Linked DNA regions of Homo sapiens: region 1 is linked to region 2. Evidence: read pairs that join two places in POLR2A ChIA-PET (ENCODE). Cell type or tissue: A673. All regions are shown on one strand.

Evidence for each region. Peaks named below come from ENCODE experiments on the same cell type or tissue, not always from the same donor. Only the 100,000 strongest peaks of a DNase experiment are listed, where the experiment ranks them.
Region 1: POLR2A ChIA-PET joins it to region 2 with 15 read pairs; 2 of 35 experiments call an interaction of 5 or more read pairs at or near these places.

What each region holds. Positions count from the first base shown.
Region 1 is chr13:79,649,098-79,657,097 of GRCh38, reverse strand. No RefSeq gene overlaps it. Among named protein-coding and RNA genes, the nearest start is that of LINC01068, 86 kb to the right of the region's middle. In A673, no CTCF peak of the experiment used is centred here; no DNase peak of the experiment used is centred here.
Region 2 is chr13:80,231,533-80,239,532 of GRCh38, reverse strand. No RefSeq gene overlaps it. Among named protein-coding and RNA genes, the nearest start is that of SPRY2, 110 kb to the left of the region's middle. In A673, no CTCF peak of the experiment used is centred here; DNase peaks (open chromatin) are centred at 3,632 and 3,812; H3K4me3 peaks cover 410 bases; H3K27ac peaks cover 2,395 bases.

The DNA.
Region 1 (8,000 bases), 580 kb after region 2:
TTTTTGTTGTTGTTTTTAAGTTAGCTAAGAATGATGGCACATGCCTGTTACCTGTAGTCCCAGCTACTCAGGAGGCTGAGGTGAGAGGATCACCTGGGCCCAGGAGGTTAAGGCTGCAGTGAGCCAGGACTGTGTCACTGCACTCCAGCCTGGACAACAAAGATCTTGTCTCACTAACATTTAACAAAATTATCTACGGTTACTTTATTTTAGAACTTGAACTAAGGCATAAAAAGATTTTTGTAAGAGTATATTTTTAGCCATTTGATGGCAATGAACTAAGCTCCCACTGAGTACCTGTCTTCACTGGAGAAAGTCAAGATGGAGTCCATGCCTCCAGGTGCATATAGTCAAGTAAAAGAGAGAGACAAATAAGTGGTTGAATGGGAAAATATGTAAAACTGGTATAAATACGGGCAAAAAGTGTTAAGGAGCCACAACTAATCAAATTTTGTTATTTGTATTATTTGGTGAAATGAAGAATGTTCAATAATGTCTTTGCATACCTTACTGATTTTTTTAATCACTCAGAAGTAGAGGAAGGATATTGGAGCAACAAACTCTAGACTTAATTATGTCCACTAGGGAAAAACACGTTGGAGCTATAAAAACAAAAAGGAAATGTGGGGTGGGAAAGTAGCAATATTGTCTTGATCTTATGATATTAAAAACAAAACAAGTAAACACAGAAGAGCACTGAGTACATCCAGTTGTTAGACAAGCCCCATTGATCTGAGAGTCTAAAATGAATACAGTTCAATTGGAGTGGGACATTTTGGAAATGAATCATTTGGTCTATACATCTGCCCAGAGTCCACATTGGAAAAGAACAGAAAGGGGGAAACTTTTGCAAAAAAAAAGTAAAATAAAAATATGTGTGCCTCTGTACCTAAAAGGGAGCTCTCTGGTGATCTAAAGTTTTAAAGGTCATTTACAAATAATGAAAGAATGGGCATTTGATCAAGGAGATTTTTGACACTCCCCTTTAGAATACTTATATTTGACTTTTGGCCTATGTGAAAATGGAAATAATATTTGCAATTTTGTTCTAAACCCAATTCAAAGAAGCTTAGACTGGTGAGCTGAAAATGTAAAACTCTTTGGGAGAAATCTATCTGTGTGCTCCCTTGGGAATTGGAGACTTGCATACCGACAATAAGAGAAAATGACACACTATGCTAGTCATTTTCTGAAGAAGGAAAATAAAAGGCTAGATTTTAAAAAAGGTGCTTTGAAGTATCATTACATGCATGACTTTGGTGGACAGCCCTGGAAGCTAGGGAAAAAGAGGATGCACTGACCATTTAAGAATCAGGGGCCAGTCGCGCCTACAATCCTAGATTCTGCCCACACATCTGGAACATTTCAATAAAAGACTTGGAGATAAGATTGACAGCTTCATGTCAGACACAATTAGAGGAATGAGGGTTTCAGTCCCTGATATGTAAGATGAAAGTAAAGTCAGACAAAAGCAGAAATAATAGCAACTCTTTAGATAAAAGTGAATAGGAGAGAGATATTTGTGAAATAAGTAAGAGAGAGTCACCAAAATCATTCTTTCAACTCAGCAATGTTTTGACAATGCTTGCTGACATTCCAGCACTTGAGTCTGAAGATGTATCTTAGCAGAATCTTCCACACAGTGTTCTAGTCATTTCTTATTAATACTCGTCATTTCTAACAAGCATTATCATAGTTTATTAACTGATCTTTACAATACAGTGTACCTAAATGAAAATATATGAAGATTGCATTTTAAATATGGCTCTAACACATAGCTTTTTTTCCCCCACAAAAAAAATAAGAACTTCTGATTCAACAGATAAAAAGATGCCACATCATTAGAATTATTTAATGATGGTCTCTTTCACTTGAATTTAACTTTCAACTTAAAGCCTTCAATGTTTTAAATCAGTGCTATCTGACTAAAACAATAGAATGGAATGCATTTGTTCATATTTTACCTCTTTCAAGTAAAGAAAATTTGAGGTGACTTACAGCAGAAGACGTACATGGTAAAAATCTAGTAGATATTCATTAGAATATTTAGAAACTTACAGAAAAATTAGAGCCCAGGACAAAGATATGCCTTACAGTTTGCAAGATTGTTGTGAATGAGTTGCAAGCATTGCCCCACTCTTCCTGGTAAAATATCATTGTTTTCATTATCGTGAAAAAACTTTGAACCTCTACCTATGAAATGATGTATAAAAAAGTGCATGTTGTTTGTGTCTTTCTTTTGTTAATATCATGGAAAAGGCAGAGTCAACATTAACCTCTGTCCTCAAAATCCTACAGCTGTTTATACCATTCCAAGTGTGTTCTGTGGACCAGCAGCATTGACATCACCTGGGAGCTTGCTAGAAATCCAGACTCTCATGCACCATTCCAGACCTGCTGAATCAGAGGCTGCATTTTATCAAGATCCTCACATGCTCTCCTGCATATCAAAGACTGAGAAGAACAAATCTGTAACACTAACCTTCCAGCAAAATTATCATTACCTCAGAGCAGAAACTAGCTTATTCCCTTCTTTTTTTCCATGACAAGTACAGTAGAGAAAATATTATACAGGTTGAAAAAAAGCTAAATAAAATTATTTTAAATGAATGAACAGTTATAAAACAAAAAAATAGACCAAGAGGATCAAAATTCAGGATCAAAATCAGTTCATTACAATTCAAAATTAGACTATGAGTTATACATTTTAATAATGTCATTTTAAATATTAATAATGACTAACATTTATCACTTATGTGTGACAGATACTAATAAGCACTTTTTATCATCTTCCTCACAACTTTATGAGGTAGTATTACCCCATTTTATTAGTGAGGAAATTGAGATTTGAGATTAAGCAAATTCTCCAAGTCCACTGTTTGAAAGTGGTAGAACTACAAGCTAAATACAGGCTATCTGATTACTTGGCGCTCTGAGTTTCTAAATGATGTAAAACTCTAAGACCACATGAACTTGGAAACCTTGCAATAGATCAGGTGATTGAACCTTACCAAAGTTTGGATCAAACAATTGAATCTGATCAAAGTTGATACCTGAGTAGTTCACATTTTTAAAGAACTGTAGCTTGCTTATATGTTTGTGACTGTAAAATCACAGGCCTGATTCTACAAATTTAAAAAGTATATTCTAGTATCAATGGAGATGAAAAATAGGAAATAAATTGAGTAAGAAATGGCAAGAATGCATATATATATACAAATAGATAATATCCATCCACATTTCAAAATATTTAATACATATTCATCCTTGTGGATGTTTCTAAGTATAAGCTTTCTGTTTCGCTTGACAGTAGCTGTCAAGTGTAATTAATCCTCTCTATAGCTAGAGAAACTGAGGTTCCAGTCAGTCAATGTGAATCAGGGTCCTCTTCAGGTGACGTGTGGACTCATTGTCAAGATATTCGTGTTTATCATCACTCTCTACATTTGGTTTCTCCTGTTGGTGGAAAATGTAAAAGAAGACAGCAGGTGTGTGTATCTAATTACATGAGTATGGACCATGTGTATAATGAATGCTATCACACACAGGTAGAAAGATACATGAAAGGTGGGGTCAGTGATCCATAAGGGAGAAGAGGGTACATTCCTCTGTAAGGGCGGGGACTTTGTTTTGTTCTTCATGATATCCCCAGTGCAATGCCTGGTATTTAGAAGGTATTTGATTCCTTTGATTGGGTGAATATCCATGGGGAGTTTCACCACTGGATACTCAAAAATTATCCATTGAAACTTTGTAATCAGACATATCTGGACTTGAGTATCAGTCTTACTAGTTCTATGATTTTAAGTAAGTTGTTTAATCTTTAACACCTCAATTTCCTCATATATAAAATGGACATAATGACGCTAATCACATTAAGGTAAGAGGATCAAGTGAAACACTGTGTAAATTGCTTAGCATGGCTTATGGCACTTTGCATGCCCAATAAATGTAGCTGGAGATACCAGGTCTCCAATGGGGTTACATTGAGTCTCAGTTTTTACCATGGGATCCTAGCCTAGCTTATGATTTTTCAGATGTATAGACCAGAAAGAACCATGAACTGACAGCCCTTCAGTGGTAGAACCATGACCATGAGCAGGCCCTTGACTGTGTCTAGCCCTCCTCATTCACAGTTCACAGAAGAAAGTCTTTCTTTAAAATCAGATGGGCTGGGCACGGTGGCTCATGCCTGTAATCCCAGAACTTTGGGAGGCCGAGGCAGGCAGATCACTTGAGGTCAGGAGTTCAAGACCAGCCTGGCCAACATGGCAAAACCTCATCTCTACTGAAAACACAAAAATTAGCCAAGCGTGGTGGCAGGTGCCTGTAGCCCCAGCTACTCAGGAGGCTGAGGCAGGAGAATTGCTTGAACCTGGGAGGCGGAGGCTGCAGTGAGCCAAGATCGCACCACTCCAGCCTGGGCAACAGTGTAAGACTCTGTCTCAAAAAACAAAATCAGATGTAGCGTTCTTCTCTGGATGTCTTTCACCATCAGAAAGCATCTCTTCGAGCCTCTTTCACACTCCCAACAGCTGAGTGGATTCCCACCTAAACAACAAAGACCACCCTGCAGAGGAGTTGTGACCACAAAAGTCAAAGTTGCCCTCTTCATTTGTGAAGAGGAAATATTTCACTTCCCCTGCTTATTTAGGCCACTCATTCTTGGGTACCGTGGAAATAATTCAGATCAACTACCCCTGTATTTAGATTTCCTTGATATTTAGAGGTTTTGAGTTCTGAGCTGTTTATATTCCTTTACCCAGGCCCTAAGGGGATATATCTGATAGAGAAATTACCTGGGAACTTGAACCTACTGTTGCATACTTTTATGGATGCTGAAAACAAGAGGAGGTAGATCCAACGCATGACAAAGGAAGAATTAAGCCCTTAAGATGCCATAATTTCTGAGGTTATTCTGAGTGTGACAATTACGATGTTGCCAAGAGGCAGTGTGATGGTTAGTTAGAAAGCTATGAGCTGTGAGACAAATTTGCCTTATGGTCTGTTTTTATATGACCTGCAAGCTGAAACTAAATTTTATATTTGTTAAGGGTTATAAAAGAAGAAGGAGGAGAAGCAGCAGCAGCAGAGATCATATGCGGTATACAAATAAAACATTAAATATCTGGCCCTTTACAAAAATAGTTTGCCAAGCCCTGGTTAGACTTCAGAGCTACACTGCCTGAGATCAAGTCACACTAGGACATCTTATGGTAAAAACTCTACAATTCAGCTTCTTCAACTTCTAAATGAGAAAATAGTATTTACCTGTTTCTGGCACAAAACAAACCCCAATTAAATATTTTCTTCCATTACCTATGTTGAGGCAAACAAAGCAAGATAAGTGAATTTAGCTCAACTGTGGTTTTCTTTTTCCTCTTCTAATTCTGATTTATCATTATATTTCCAGCACTTGGCACATAGTAGATGTACAGTAAGTAGTTAATGAGTATTTTATGAGTTAATGGGTATTAGAGTCTTTGATTTTTTAATGTATTTTATGTTCCAAATTAAAAATATACCTGTTGGCCAGACAAATAAATGAAAGTTTTTAAAAATAAAGTTTTTCACATGTAACTGATCTTCCAAAAAGTAAATTACAGGAAAAAAAACAAAGAGAAATCCAGGAAGTAAACTATAGATTAAAAGAGAGTTAATAAGGGTTAATAAGATTAACACAATGTATAAATCTTAATTTTGAATTAAACATTTTTTAAAAGTTATTTATAAAATAATCAGAAATGTGAACACAGAATGGATATTTGATGATATATCAAGGAATTATTATTAATTTTTACATGATGTATTATGAATCATTATTATGTTAAAAATAGAATCCTAATCATTCAGAGATAAACATTGAAATATATATAACAGAAAACATATGACATCTGGAATTTGCTTTAAAATAATATGAATCATTATATAGTCTATGCATGTAACAAAATATCACATGTATCCCATAAATATGTACAAATATTATGTATCAATTAAAAAATTATAATTGAATCAATTATTAAATGGGGAAGAAAAGACAAATCCATGCAAAAGAATTTCAAATATCTTATGTAGATACCCCCTCAAGAAGAAACATACCTTAAGTGTGGACTGGTTATAGTGACTTCCTTAGAGGGTGGGGTAGATTTACTGTAGAAAAACCTAACAAACATTACTTCAGCCAGGTGATCAAGGCGAACGTCAGCAGTCATAAATCATGCTGATAGTGCGACGTGATGTGATGTGATGAAAATGGCACTTCACCTCTGTGAATAACCCATAACCTCAATCTTATGTCATGAGAAAAAAAATCAGACAAATTCTAATAGAGTATTCTAAAAATATCTGACTGGAACTCCTCAAAACTGTCAAGGTCTTCAAAAGCAAGAAAAACTGTCACAGCCAAAGACAACTAAATACAACATGATATTCCAGGTAGGACCCTGAAACAGAAAAAGGGCTTTAGGCAAAAAATAAGGAAATCTAAATAAATGATGGACTTTAGTTAATAATATTGTATTGATATTGGTTTATTATTTGTAACAAATGCATCATAATAATGTAAGATAGTAATAATAGGGGAAATTGGGTGTGATATATATAAGAACCCTCTGTACTGTCTTCTCAATTTTTCTGCAAATCTAAAACTATTATAAAAAAAATAATTTCTAAAATATGGGATGAGGGTTGGGGGGTGGGGAATTGATGCCTGAATAGATGAAACAAGATTTGTCCTAGAACTAACAATTGTGAAAGTTGTGATATGGGTACAGACAGATTCATTACACTGTTCATGACATAGTCTACTAAACATATTTAGTAGATTGTGCTGTCTATTAAATATGTTTGAAGTTTTCCACTGAAAATGTAAAAAAAAAAACTTTCAATCAGAAGAGAAGGTTAAGAAATAGTGTCCTGAAATGTGGTATACGTATATACACCATGGAATACTACTCAGCCATTAAAAAAAAGAATATGAAATATCTTTTGCATCAACTTGGATGGAGCTGGAGGCCATTATTCTAAGTAACTCAGGAACAGACAACTAAATACTGTGGTTCTCACTTACAAGCAGGAACTAAGTTATGGGTACACAAAGGCATACAGAGTAGTTTCATGGACATTGGAGACTCGGAAGTAGGGAGGGTGAGAAGGGGATGAGGGATGAAAAAAAATACCTATTTGGTACAATGTACACTATTCAGTGATGGGTACATTAAAATCCCAGACTTTACTAATTGTACAATTTATTCATGTAAACATAAAACCACTTGTCCCCCTAAAGCTGATGAAATAGAAAAATTAAAATGGAAAAAAGAGTGTCCCAAACTACATTTTTCCTGACAGTTATACATAAACATCTTACTGATGTATACTAAGTTTCAACTATTAAGAAACCATTAGAAATAAGAAGTTCGATTTTGACACTCTAATTCAATATAAAGCACCATTTGTTTACTAAACAGCTGTCTCATGTGATATTTATAACTACTGCATGCAAGAGACAGCTGTGATCTCTATTGAAATAGATTTGTGCTATATATAAATTTGTAGATGATATGCATCTCTTTATTTATGGAAGAGTCATGCAAATTAAATTATTCCATATTAATACAAAGTTCATCTACACTCTACCTCCAATATTACTGTTTCACATTACTTTATGAACTCCATCCATTAAGCATGGGATCAAGGCTGTGCTAATGAGTTGTGAGTGACTATAATTCAGTAACCACTACAGAATCCCCAAATCATATATTTCACATAATTTGTTACATAATGGATGTATATGTAACATTCTTATTAAAGTTGAGTAAATATGAGAATAATGGTACTTGATATGTTAAAAGTCTTTAAAAACAATCATTAAACAAGAAAAAAAATTTCTCTCAGATAATTCATCTTCTAAGATACTTTGCTCTCAAATAGCTCGTCAAACAATGTAACTAAATGCAATAAAATAATAATTAGTGTAAGAGTAACTTACAAAAAGGATAGAG
Region 2 (8,000 bases):
TTCCAACCTATTTCTGTTTGCCAAAAAACTTTTTTTCTTCCACCCTTCTTTAATATTTCTATTTTTTTGTTTTCCCCCTCTTTCTCTCTTTTGTATTTCTGTGATGTCTTAGAGAATACTTTTACACTCTGTTGTTTGCTTACCCAGAAGTGGCCTGTCCTAGGTTCTTGTTCTGGCTATCTTTCCTTTCTTCCCCCATCTCACTCTGTGCCTGGGATGCTGACCTCCCTGAACTCCACCAGCAGACTTTCATGCCCTCTGGCTTCTGGCTGTGTTCCACCAACAGGAGGCACCAGGAAGAAATTAGGGGGTGGAAGGAGAGTGATACCCCAACAATCCTTGAAATATCCCCAGTAAAGTTGTTTAAGATGGCTGGGGGACTGGTTGAGTCCCCTGATAAAGGTCACAATCCTATCAGGTGTCCTCATTCACAGTCATTTTATTCCTGGGTTGTGCTAACTACTTCTTCCCCTACCCCTTCAGGTTTAGGCTTGGTAACAATTCCTGGTTGTTGTAACTAATAGAAGTAACTCTGCCCTTACCTTTGTGATTAGAACTCTAACTATTCAGTTTGAATGCGCCATTTCTTTTCTTCTGCGACCCTGACTAATAGACCCCCACAACTTTTTTCAACCTTCCTAACAATACCCCAACTCTGTCTATGCATCCATCCTTCTGCATCTAGCCCATATGACTCAGGGGAAGATGACTTTCAATTCAGCTCTACGGTGAGATCCTCAATGGTATAGATCAAACATAGAAATCTCTTCTCCCTGGCTGGGCGCAGTGGCTCACGCCTGTAATCCCAGCACTTTGGGGGGCCAAGGAGGGCGGATCACCTCAGGTCGGGAGTTCAAGACCAGCCTGACCAATATGATGAAACCCCGTCTCTACTAAAAAATACAAAAATTAGCAGGGCATGGTGGCATGCACCTGTAATCCTGGCTACTCGGGAGGCTGAGACAGGAGAATCGCTTGAACCCAGGAGGCAGAGGTCACCGTGAGCCAAGATTGCACCACTGCACTCCAACCTGGGCAACAATAGTGAAACTCTGTCTCAAAAAAAAAAGAAAAAGAAAAGAAAAGAAGAAAGGAAAAGAAAAGAAAAAAAAGAAAACAAAGAAAGAAAAGAAGAAAAAAAGAAAGAAAGAAAAGAAAAGAAAAGAAAGTAAAAGAAAAAAAAGAAATCTCTTCTCCCGGCTAGGCACAGTGGCTCATGCCTGTAATCCTAGCACTTTGCGGGGCCGAGGCGGGCAGATTGCCTGAGCTCAGTTAGACAACCAAGCTGGGCAACATGGTGAAACCCTGTCTCTACTAAAATTCAAAAAAAAAAAAAAAAAAAAAAAATTAGCTGGGCATGGTGGCGGGCATCTATAGTTCCAGCGACTTGGGAGGTTGAGGCAGGAGAATAGCTTGAACCTGGGAGGCAGAAGTTACAGTGAGCCAAGATGGTGCCACTGCACTCCAACCTGGCAACAGAGCAAGACTCTGTCTCAAAACAAACAAACAAACCAAAAAAAAAAGAAAAAAGAAAAAAGAAATTTCTTCTCCCATGCTAGAAACTAGCTCTGACAACCAAGCTTAAGACAATCAGGGCAAAATATTTCTCTGGTGTCTGCCATCATGACACATATGATGGGTATGGAGCTTAAGTTTTTCTCAGTCATACTGCACAGAGTTTTATGGTTGAAGAGCACTTTCCTCCCCTCTCTCTTCTGGTAGATTTCAACAAAGACATGGGTTGTCCTGGTTGTTGCTGGCAGCTATTTTGCAACTATGAGAGGCACTATCCTGAAGACAACTAACTCAGGAAAGACCAAGAACATTGCAAGACAAAGCTGGAAATTTGATGATACCAAACTTGAAGTTTTCCTTACCTCCAGATTTTTTGTTCCATAATATATTTCATGTATGTATGTATATATATACATATATATGTGTATATATATATGTATATATATAAGTGTATATATACACATATATATATACATATATATGTGTATATATATATATGTATATAATTTTATTTTTTTTTTAGACAGAGTTTCGCTCCTGTTGCCCAGGCTGGAGTGCAATGGCGTGATCTCAGCTCACTGCAACCTCTGCCTCCCTGGTTCAAGTGATTCTCCTGCCTCAGCCTCCCAAATAGCTGGGGTTACAGGAGCATGCCACCACATGTGGCGAATTTTGTATTTTCATAGAGACGGGGTTTCACTATGTTGGCCAGGCTGGTCTCGAACTCCTGACCTCAGGTGATCCACCGGACTCACCCTCCCAAAGTGCTAGGATTACAGGCGAGAGCCACCGCGCTTGGCCATATTTCCTATATTTTAAGCCCACTTGAAGGAATTCCTGATTCTTGCAGCATATTATTTCCAAACTGCTTTGATTTTGTAATAGATAACATTTATTAAGTGTTTATTGTTTGACATTCACAGTACGGAGGACAATAAACCACAGGTTAGGTGGTAAAATTAGCCTCATTTTACACATGAGGAAGCTAAGCCTTTGAAAGGTAATTAATTAGCAGTGGCCATAGAACTGGTAAGTGCTAAAGCTGTAATGCAAACCTGGATCCATGTGACTCTGGCCTTCATCCTTTAGCAGCATGGCCTTCAGTTTGACGTTCACTCACTTTTTAGACAACTACTACATGACTGTACCTTAGTAGCTCACTTCCAAGTAACTGACGCATTGCCAGATTACCTCAGATTTTGGTAACAGAGATAAGGTACACATTTAGTGGTCAAAACCATGCTGAGATATGGAGTTCAGTTTTAGGTAGAAGGGAACATTAAGAAATTCATGGTCAAAACTCAAGCAAGGAAAACAATTTTGAAGGTAAGGTTTCTGTTCACCTGGCTGATGACAATGGCAATTTATATAAATCACAGCAAACTCCCCGGGAAAACAATCAGAAATAGTAATGAAATTTTAGGGTCAATGCTTAAAGAAATGATTTGCAGATGAACTTATTTGGGTGAATATGTCAATGTCATATTTTCAATATAAGTTTTAAATAAAATTCGAGGTTATAAAATGCAATTGGAACACAGAGATTAGAATTAGACTAAATTAAATCAAAGTCTCCTATTTGATCTGATTCTCTGTGACCTTTGTTTCAGCGTAATTTTTAGGTGAGCTGAATTCCATTTTCAAATATCATCCCTGAATTATGCTTTTAAATGTGAAGTGTAGGACTTTATTTATCAGTCTTGTCTCCTCTAAAAACAATTTATATTTGTTCATATATGTAATTCTCTTGGTTCTGAGGAAATGATTTTTTAGAGTGTTGAAAGGCGAAAAAAATATCGCCCTGGACCAAGTGTTTGTCTTCATGAGGCCGCTCTTTGACTGGTGTGACTAAATCAGATGAAGCAGCTTCATGTAGACACTTTGACACAAAGGATTTCAAAGCCAAGTCTAATGACAGCATTTCCTCCTAATATGGATGATGTGAGAACAGAAGCATAATGTTTATTAGCAACCCTTACAAAAACAGTAACTACAACAAAGAGCACAGAAGATGAAAATGCAAGTACTCGGCAATGAGCTCTCATTCTCTTCTGAAATTAATTCACACATTATAAGGTACGCTTCCTTGAATGAATTTCCTTCCTTTTACACTCCCACTTAGCTTTCCTTTAAGTGTCAAATGAAGCGGGTGGTGGAAAATGCAGTGCACCAGTCATTTTGACATTCCTTTGCAAATTAGTCAGGCTTTGATAGTACAGGTCGGTTCTACCACGCAGGGGAGCTTTCAGCTTTGGGAATCTGGCAAAAGTTCAAGAGCAACGTATTGCTTTGAACTCACTTGTTAGCTGTGCAAAATAAACACCATCCACCTTGCAATAAAAAAGCATCAGCAGGAGAAAAAAGAGAACATTCTAAACCCCTCCCTTGAGACTTCAAAACCCTCACTGGGGCTGCTAAATTAGGATAGGAAAAATAAGGCCTGTTTGTGAAAAGAAAGGAGGGGAAAGGAACCATCTTACAACAAACACACACAAAAATTACAATCGCTGAGAACTAATTATGTTTTCATGATCACAAATGCATTGAGAGTTTGAAAGCTCACGGACGCATCCTGATGCTGCTATAAAATGTTTCCTGGCTAATTATTTGCCAGTACAACTGTTCACTTCCTGTGGTGGATTTATGCTAAATCCTGTTATTAGTCTTGCTCTGCAATTGCCATTGTCTATGACTAGAAGCAAGGCTGAAAGGCTACAGTCAGCCTTTTATTACACAACATGTGAATGGAGATTTGACCCAATGTCCGACCACTTCCCCCCTTTGGTTTTTATGTGAGCTCGCTGAGCCTTTCCCAATAAATCATTGGGTTCCAATGAACTTTTACTCTTTTTTCTCTCCTTTCAACCCCACTACTTTGTGAGTGTGTGAGTGCACCCTTTAAAAATAAACCACACAATTTCTTTTTCTCTTTAAGCAGTAGTTAAGACCTTTTCATCATACACAATTTCTACAGTTGTTGCTACAAAAAAAATACATGAAACCAATGTTTGATGCCTCGATTTCATTCAGTGATGGAAGCTGGGAGAGGCAAAAATAAATAAGACCAAAAAAATTGTGAAAGTAATTTACATCTCAGTAAGCATGTGATCCTAAATAAATGTAATGTGCAAACCGTCATAGTAGCTACAGTATAAACTAAATACTTTCTGCAGAAACCTGACTAGGTTTTTCTAGAATATTTTATGTTGGGGGCATTTTAAGTAAATTTGGTAATAAATACCTTAAGAATAATGTTTCCTCCAGACAAAATTATAAATACTGTTAACTGTCTTAAATGTCTTCTTAAATATAGCTTATACTATTCTAAGTCTCTAAAATTCAAATCTAATATTCTTTATTTGTGATACTAGATTCAAGAATATAGCCACTATATTTAAAGATAGTCTTAGATTTATATATCAAATTTTAAAGGTTTATAAAAACTATTGGTTTATAAAAGCAAAGTAGATTGTGACAATGAAAAAATTAGGGTAATAACAAGGGCTAATTTTTCTGTTTATATATATTCCATTTTTTCTGTTTCTAATGGTTACATGCACATCTTTGTTATTCACATTTCTTATATTTATCAAAATTATATTCGTAAACATTCACAGAAATAATCCTTGTGGACTTAAAAATTTTCTCAGAGATCCTTTTCTAACATTTATGTAGATTTGTATAAAACCTTTGAAAATCTTATCTCAACTGCAAGTATCCTTTGTCCATGAAATTTTGTTTTTAGCAATAAATCCTGTTAGAAACGTTAATCCAAAGACAAATCCAGAGCTCAAATAGGTTCTGCTCAGATTTTTTTAAATTATAAAATACTGCAGACCAGGGGTCCCCAAAACCAGGCCACGTACTGGTGGTGATCTGTGGCCTGTTAGTAACTGGGCTGCACAGCTGGAGGTGAGTGGTGGGCTAGCGAGCGAAGCTTCATCTGTATTTACAGCTGGTCCTCATCTCTTGCATTAGCGTCTGAACTCTGTCTCCTGTCAGATCAGTGGTGGCATTAGATTCTCATAGGAGACTGAATCCTATTGTGAACTGCGCATGTGAGGGATCTAGATTATGCACTCCTTATGATAATCTAATGCCTGATGATCTGTCGGTGTCTCTCATCACCCCCAGATGGGACCATCTATTTGCAGGAAGACAAGTTCAGGGCTCCCACTGACTCTACATTATGGTGAGTTGCAGAATTATTTCATTATATCTTACAATGTAATAATAATAGTAATAAAATACACAACAAATGTAATGTGCTTGAATCATCCCGAAACTATCCCCTGCTCCTGCCCCCATTCATGGAAAAATTGTCTTCCACAAAATCAGTCCCTGTTGCCAAAAAGGTGGGGGACCACTGCTGTAGACAAATAAAACAAACATCAGTAGGGAGAGTTAAATAAATTGCACTACATTAAGAAAAAGGAAAAAGGAAAGAGAAAAAGATTGGGTGGATCTATATGCGAGGAAAGATAATTGTGATCATTTTTGAATGAAAAGAGCAAGCAGCAAATAATATGTATAGAATAGTATCATTTAAAAAAAATCTATGCAAGCTCATTTACACACAGAGGTGTGCTGGAGAGCTATGGGCCAGCTCATGAGCATGAGGATGTGGTAGGTGAGGAGACAGGAACAAGGAAGGTGATGGAGCCATTTTCATCATTTGCCTTACATAGTTTGGTAGTATTTGCTTTTCTTCCCAAGCATATCATTTATTTAGTATTTTTAAAAATTATAGTTAAAGGCAGAGGAGTACGACAAAAAGATTTTAAAAAAATGATCTAAGTGTACAAATTTTTGATGTGTGTCTGTGATGCATGTCAACGAATCCTTTATTTCTTCAATAATATATTGGTTCTTGGTCGGGCACCAAACGGTGTGCCACTACTTGGTGGTGTGCACCTGTAGTCCCAGGTATGGGGAAGGCTGGAGGATCCCTTGAGCCCAGGACTTTGAGTCCAGCCTGGGCAATGTAGCAAAATCTTGTATCTAAAAACTAAAAACAAAAAAAAAATAATACATTGATTCTATTGTATTAGAAACCCAAAAGAATGTGCTTTCTGAGGGCACTGTATCTCTCTGAGGTAGTCTGTAGCAACTGGTCTACAATGACCTAACTTCTTTTTCTTTTCTTTTTTTTTTTTTTTTTGAGACGGAGTCTCAGTCTGTTGCCAGGCTGGAGTGCAGTGGCGCAATCTCAGCTCACTGCAACCTCCGCCTCCCTGGTTCAAGTGATTCTCCTGCCTCAGCCACCCGAGTAGCTAGGACTACAGGTGCCCGCCACCATGCCCAGCTAATTTTTGTATTTTTATTAGAGACAGGGTTTCACCCTGTTGGCCAGGATGGTCTTGATCTCTCGACCTCGTGATCCACCCACTTTGGCCTCCCAAAGTGCTGGGATTACAGGCTTGAGCCACTGTGCCCCGCCTTCAATGACCTAACTTCTTATTTCTCTCTAATAAAAAGTAGAAAGAGGTACTGAGAGCATTGGCTGCATCCCACCACAGCAAGGAGCCCCCTGAGGGTATGTGAATGTCTCTTCCACATTCACGATGGTGGTCTAGAGGAAGGCAGGATAAACAGAGGTAAATCTGCCCCATCTCATGGCCATCATCAGACATTCCATTACTTCCAGAGCTCCTGACTGTGATGTAGTCTTTCACCCCTACATACACACACACACACACACACACATCACATAAACATATACACATGCATGCACACACATATACATATTTCCCTTCCATTTCTCTTCCCATGGTGCAAAGTTTCTAATCAATGGTGCTTCATTTTCTAAGAAGGCTAAGACCCTATAACATGGAATAGTGGAAACAACTCAGGCATCGACTCTGAAGCTTGGCACTTTCTTTTCCACGCAATCCTCTAGTAGAGATATTATTATTATTTCTTTTTTGAGACAGAGCCTCGCTCTGTTGCCCAGGCTAGAGTGCAGTGGTGCTACCTCCACTCACCGCAACCTCCGCCTTCCGGGTTCACGCCATTCTCCTTCCTCAGCCTACCGAATAGCTGGGACTACAGGCACCTGCCACCCAGCTAAATTTTTGTATTTTTAGTAGAGACGGGTTTCACCGTGTTAGCCAGGATGGTCTTGATCTCCTGACCTCGTGATCCGCCTACCTCAGCCTCCCAAAGTGCTGGGATTACAGGCGTGAACCACAGTGCCTGGCCTGGTAGAGGTATTATTATACAAATTTTACACATTTTAAAATTGAAACTTGCCAACTCCAGGGTTCAAAGTAATTTGGAAAATAGTACCTCCTGTAGAGGTTTATGTAAAAAATAAATGCCTACCACATTACCTAGCACATAGTGCTCAATAAATAAGGGATGAGATAGACATTAATATTACAAATGGCAGTTACCATAATTTTTTTTCCTGTAAAATATTTCTATTTATTTCTGGGGGAAGCGTTAGCAAAAAGGTCTGAGGATGTGGTCCTTGTCTTTATTCT